2 separate regions of the Homo sapiens genome follow, and region 2 is linked to region 1. A link is an interaction called in ENCODE POLR2A ChIA-PET data of the cell type or tissue named here. Cell type or tissue: MCF 10A. All regions are shown on one strand. Each heading gives the region's core, and the rest is flanking DNA. Links, peaks and the distances in the headings are about the cores only.

Region 1 (2,812 bases), core at 125-2,624:
ATGTTCTATTTAGGTATGGAACTTACCAGAACAGAAAGAAGGGGGGAGGAAGGAGACTTCTTGGCTAGCAGTCTGTTTATCTTATAAATCAGTCTGATCTCTTGAGCAAAAGTTAAAGGGAAAAAGTGGAGGAGACACTGTGACCTGGCCTAGGAAGTCTAGGTTTAAGCCAAGCCAAACACACTTCTCCTCTGTCTCAGCTCTGTGAGCTGTGAGTTCTGCTTCTCCTAGGGTAACCTCGGATTACCCTAGGTTACCTTGGCCAATGCCCGTGGAAACTGGCTCAAGAAAGGGAAGTAGGAGAATGGCAGAGTCCAGAGTCCACTTATTCTATGGTTCAGGGCACTTTTTTTTTTTTTTTCTTTTTTTGAGACAAGGTCTTGCTCTTTGCCCAGGAATTCAGTGGTGTGATCATAGCTCATTACAGCCTTCTACTCCTGGGGTCAAGAGATCCTCTCATCTCAGCCTCCCTAGTAGCGAGGACTATAGGCACACTTCCTGGATAATTTTTAAATATTTTTCAGAGATGGGGTCTTGCTATGTTGCCCTGGCTAGTGTTGAACTTCTGGCCTCAAGCAATCCTCCTGCCTCGGCCTCCCAAAATGTTGGGATTACAGGTGTGAGCCACTGCACTTGGCCTTGTTCAGTGCATTTTCAGGGCATCCTGAAAGGCCAGGCCTGGATCTTGGGCAGCTGTTCAGGAGCATTCCAGCTGTGAATGGTCCTGAATGTCTTCCTGGCCTTCCAGATGGATCTCTAACGCACCCCAACGCAGGTGCTCCCTGAAGACATACCGGATCTGTTGGTGCGGAAAAAGAATGCAGCATTTGGTGGCTTATAGTGCTGTGCCAACTATTGCTTAGGTAATTTATATGACATCTTATTTTCTCCACCTGATTCTAAGCTCCTTGAGGACACGTCTGGTTCATCTCTGTTGGCTGCATAGCCTAAAACCCATGCTGGTGCATCCTGATTTCATTTCCTTCTCGGATGTAATGAAAGCACTCAAATGATATTGATTGCCTCCTCTTTAGGTTGACAAATAAAACCTTTAAATTCTGTTTTTCCTGGTGTTTCCTTTGTAGGATTGGAAACGATGGTCTTGATAGCGCTGTGGTTAGCAAAGCATTAATGGCTCACTCTCCTAGGGGAGACACGTCAGTTGATACCATGCACTCTGCATGCAATTTTCAGAAATGGTGTTTGCTTTTTTCAACGTTGGTTGTGTTGCTGCTCTAGACGAACCAGCTTCTATTCCTGTCTTTACTCAGAGGTAGGTAGGATTCTTCCCCAGGCACCTACAGACCTGACTAGGATTTACAGGCAGGGGTGAGTCAGCTGACCCAGGAGGGTGGCATCCCATAGTTAGGACAGAGAGAGACTCACTGGCACGTGCTGGGTCCCTGCGTTGTCCTAACGTGCCTCCTTGCAGGTAGCATGGCTGAGTCAGTGTGCCGTGAGTCACAGGCTGCGGGAGGTGAACTTGAGCCTCACTCCGGCATTGATCTTTCGCAGGGATATATTGTTAGTTCCCGTCTGTTAAGACCGATAAAGGGTAATAATTTACTGGCCTCAAGTTTGTCTTCTCTTTGATTTCACCAAATCTTCTCCTTATACAGGAATTGCTTGACCTTGACTTTTCAGGAATTTACCCAATTTTATACTCTTGGCGTCTCCTGGGCTTAGAACCCCTTACCTCCAACCTTGCTCCCTGGCTAACTTCTACCCTTCCTTCAAAGCTCAGCAGAGATGGCACCCCCTTTCTGAAACAGTCCCCAGTTCCTGGGAAGAGTGAAGGCCTGAAGCTGTGTTGAGGGTGGCACTTAGCCCCTGGTTTGGAGCTCCATGTTTCCTTCACTGTCTGCTGAACATTTTAAGGCGTCGATTTGGACTTTCCTAGGCTTGCATTCCCAGAGCCTAGTGCAGTGCCTGTTCAGAAGACTTTTTTTTTTTTTTTTTTTTTTTTTTTTAGTGAAGAGGGAGGAATGTTAAGCCTCACCAAGTCTGATTATGCTAAGATCACTTAAATTTTTTCTGCCTTTTCAGAATACCCATTGTAGTTAGGGTTAGTACCCATGGTTTGGCACTTACTGGTTCTGTGGTTGTTGGGTGCCTTGTTTGTCTCTTCGGGCGAGATGCGAGTCACTCCAGGGCAGCATCTGTTCCTCATATTCCTCTCACATTCTTTAAAGCCTCCCTGTGTGCACTCAAGCCACACAATGAACCTTCCTGCCTTTGCCCACAAGGCTGAGAACTCTTCAAAGTGAGACTGTGTCTTACGCATTTTCACTTCCTCCATCATTTGACACAGGACCTGGCACGTAACAGATGTTTAATAAATACTTGTATTTATTGAATAGGAATAGGTAGTAGATTCTAGAGACATAGTGAGCTCAGCTCAAGTTCAGTTGCATCAGGGAAGGCTCCCCCATGCCCCCGGCAGCTCCCTCTCTCTGTGCCTATGCAACCTTTAGCAGCATGAGCTGCCTTGAAAAGTCAAAGCCAGCTTTTCCAGAAAGCAACTCAGCAACTCTCTCCTGGGGCCAGAACTGCTCCGAAACGGGAACAGCTGTGTATATTCTTTGATCGTTAGCAGGAAACGATGTGTCGTGTCTCAAAGCACCTTTTCATGCTGCTTTCTTATTAACTCCACCCAGAAGCCCTTGCCTTAGCAAAGCCAGTCTCGCGAGGCACCGTGGAAGTCCAGAGTTGAGTGCAGCTGGGTTTGATTCATTCCTGGGCTTGATTTCTGGAATCCTCCTAGATTCCTTCCTGGGTTTGAGTTCTGGAAGCCTTGGTTTCTTGAGGCGAT
Region 2 (2,812 bases), core at 46-2,545, 64 kb after region 1:
ATCACTGGAGAGTTTTCTTCCACCATCTTGCTCTGTCCCTGTCTTCTTAACAGATATATTTCTAATGGAAACTTTCAGGAAATACATAACAAGGAACACAACGTTGATATTCCAGAGGAAATCAGGCTTAATTGCCTTCAGGGTAAACAGATCAATATCTTACTCTAGGACTAGAGTCTGGGAGTACAAACCAGAGGGACATTAGTATTTTTACAATATCTACACTTCCTTGGATTTTTCGCACAGAGTATTAACTTTAGGAAGTTTACACTCAAGAGAAAATAGGCTGACTCTAAGAAAATCCAGGCTAGAGCGTTACTTGAATAAGGCTTTATCTCCATTAATGGGCTAAATAAGTTCAAGTGTGCACATCCATCCCAGAACTTCAGAGACTGCCTGTCTCAGACTGTAATGAAAGGAATAAGAGAGAATGGAAGAACTTTATATAAGACATAGAGGCCATTTTTGGAAATAAGCATTTGGATGGCAAAGAATTGAATCAGACAAATTAGAAATGAAGGAAGAGGACATAGAGTACCAGGTTAATATTTTTATAAGCTTAAGATGATAACATTTCAGGTCCTCATAGTAAAACATTATACCTCTTCCCTCCCTATGATACTTTCAACTTTTTACTTGTGTTATAATTTTTTTTATCAATTTCTCTCTGTCAGATTCTAAGCACCTCACAGGTAAGATAAACATAATTACAGTGTTAACTTAAATTCAAGTGGACATTCTTGCTACCAATTATTAACACACACAAAATATATAGCCAACAGGTATACTCGTTAATGTTCATGGTCTGTTAACTACTACTGAGGACTCTGAGTGATTTAAAAAAAAGGGCTTAAGGCCCAAACTCTCATGAAAATGTCTGAAATGATTCCTGTTGAAAAGGAATTGAAGTGGATAGGGTTATTTTCAGTGGCAACTGACCAATGAAATTCAATTTATTTCAATTTAACAATCCTATTATGTTTCAAAAAAGACAGTGTAAAAATATACTCTCCAGCTGTATTGGAAGAGAATTTTAAAGGACTGCTTTTGGCACACAGTTGGTATTCTTAAGAAATCATGCCAGAGGAACAACAACAGAGGTAGCACCTCAACTCTTGTTGGGCTATGCAGCTGATTCCAGGAGATTTCAGACCCTTGGCAGGTGTTCTGCTTATGGTTTCAGGTCACTCTGAACTCTAGAGTCTTAAACCTTTTCACTTCAAACACTGTTCTCACCTTTTGTTCAAAGTGATAATATCAGGGGAATATGTAGCAGCCAGTTAAAATTAATTTATCCATGTTAAAAGGATATTTGCTTGGAAGAAAGCTACAGACTAATTTCCTGCCAGTTCAATTTTATCCATTGCTGAAACCAGAAATCTCCACACTATCCTCAAAAACATCCTTCTTTTTATTCTTGACTGTCAATTTTACTTGCAAAATGCCTATCATGTCTGTGCCCACAGATCCATTTTTTGCTGCCACTATGTATTTCAAACCTCTGTCATCTCTTACATGGGCTCTTGCAGAAAACATCTGAAGTTAGTTATCCCTTCCTTTAATGCATGTGCTGCGCTTAACCATAGCTTGTGTCAGATCACAGCCCCAAGGAATACCTTCAATGGTTGCCCAGAGGATCAAGCGTTAAGTATCTTAGCATGATTTTCAAGGCATTGAGCAATCTGAGACCAATGTACTTTGCTGACTTTTCCTCCTGGGAGGCCCTGATGACCTTATGTCCTGGTCACACTTGATATTGCACCAATTCCTTCCTATGTCATGTACATTCATGCTTCTGTGACTTTGTTCAACCTGTTTCCTCCACCCAGATTTTTGTTCTCATTCTCCTTGCCTGGTGGAAGTCCATTCATCCTTTAAGACCCAGCCAGGTGGAATGGAACTTGCACAAGCTCCCTTATCTAACATGGTAGACACCAGCAATCAGCTGATTAATCAAAAGAGTCAGTCAGTCAAAGAAGGAAATAAAAAAATAAATAAAACCAACAGAGTAAAACGTTCTCACTTAAAACATAAGAACATTCATTTATTGACCCTTTGGTGGAAGACTTTTTGAGTGTGGTTTCTCTAATAGAAGTTCTTCAGACTTTCTTCATAGAGTACTGTCAGAATATTTATTTCCTTTTCCAGTTTGGGTTCCTTATAAAGGAGTGAGAATTTAAAGGTGCTTGAAAAGCAATCCAAATGCAGAGGTTTAGGCTTTTATGATTTCATCCCCCATCTTTTACAATGGTCTTATTTACCTCTAGTTAAACAGCATTAAAAAGTCAATTTTGCACACCAATGGTAACGTACTTAATACCCTGAACTGCATACTTAAACATGGTTAAAATGGTGTCTTAGTCAGCTCTGACTGCCATAACAAAATAGCACAGACTGGGTGGCCTAAACAACAGACATTTATTTTCTCACAGTTCTGGAGGCTAGAAGTGACACATCGAGGTGCTGGTCAAGTCAATTTCAGGTGAGGCCTCTCTTTTTGGCTTGAAGGTAGTGCATTTTCTCTGTTCTCACATGGCAGGGTGGAGTCGGGGAGCACTCTCAGATGTCACTTCTCATAAGGACACTAATCCTATTGGATCAGGGCCCCACCCTTAGGGCCTCATTGAACCTTAATTACTTCCTTAGAGGTTGCAGCTTCAAATACAGCCACTCTGGGGTTAGGCTTCTACATAGGGATTTTGGAAAGACACAAACATTCAGTCCATAACAGATGGTAAATTTTATGTTATATGTATTTTACCATCATTCAAAAAAAAAAAGAAGCTGCCAATTGTTTTCTGAATATATACAT

Evidence for each region. ChIA-PET counts read pairs that join two places held together with the same protein. Peaks named below come from ENCODE experiments on the same cell type or tissue, not always from the same donor. Only the 100,000 strongest peaks of a DNase experiment are listed, where the experiment ranks them.
Region 2: POLR2A ChIA-PET joins it to region 1 with 5 read pairs; 5 of 35 experiments call an interaction of 5 or more read pairs at or near these places.

The regions. Positions count from the first base shown.
Region 1 is chr10:6,298,027-6,300,838 of GRCh38, forward strand. It overlaps a transcript of PFKFB3 not described here. Among named protein-coding and RNA genes, the nearest start is that of LINC02649, 27 kb to the right of the region's middle. RefSeq lists an enhancer at 861-2,060. In MCF 10A, for the core only: no CTCF peak of the experiment used is centred there; a DNase peak (open chromatin) is centred at 1,395.
Region 2 is chr10:6,361,930-6,364,741 of GRCh38, forward strand. No RefSeq gene overlaps it. Among named protein-coding and RNA genes, the nearest start is that of LINC02656, 13 kb to the left of the region's middle. In MCF 10A, for the core only: no CTCF peak of the experiment used is centred there; no DNase peak of the experiment used is centred there.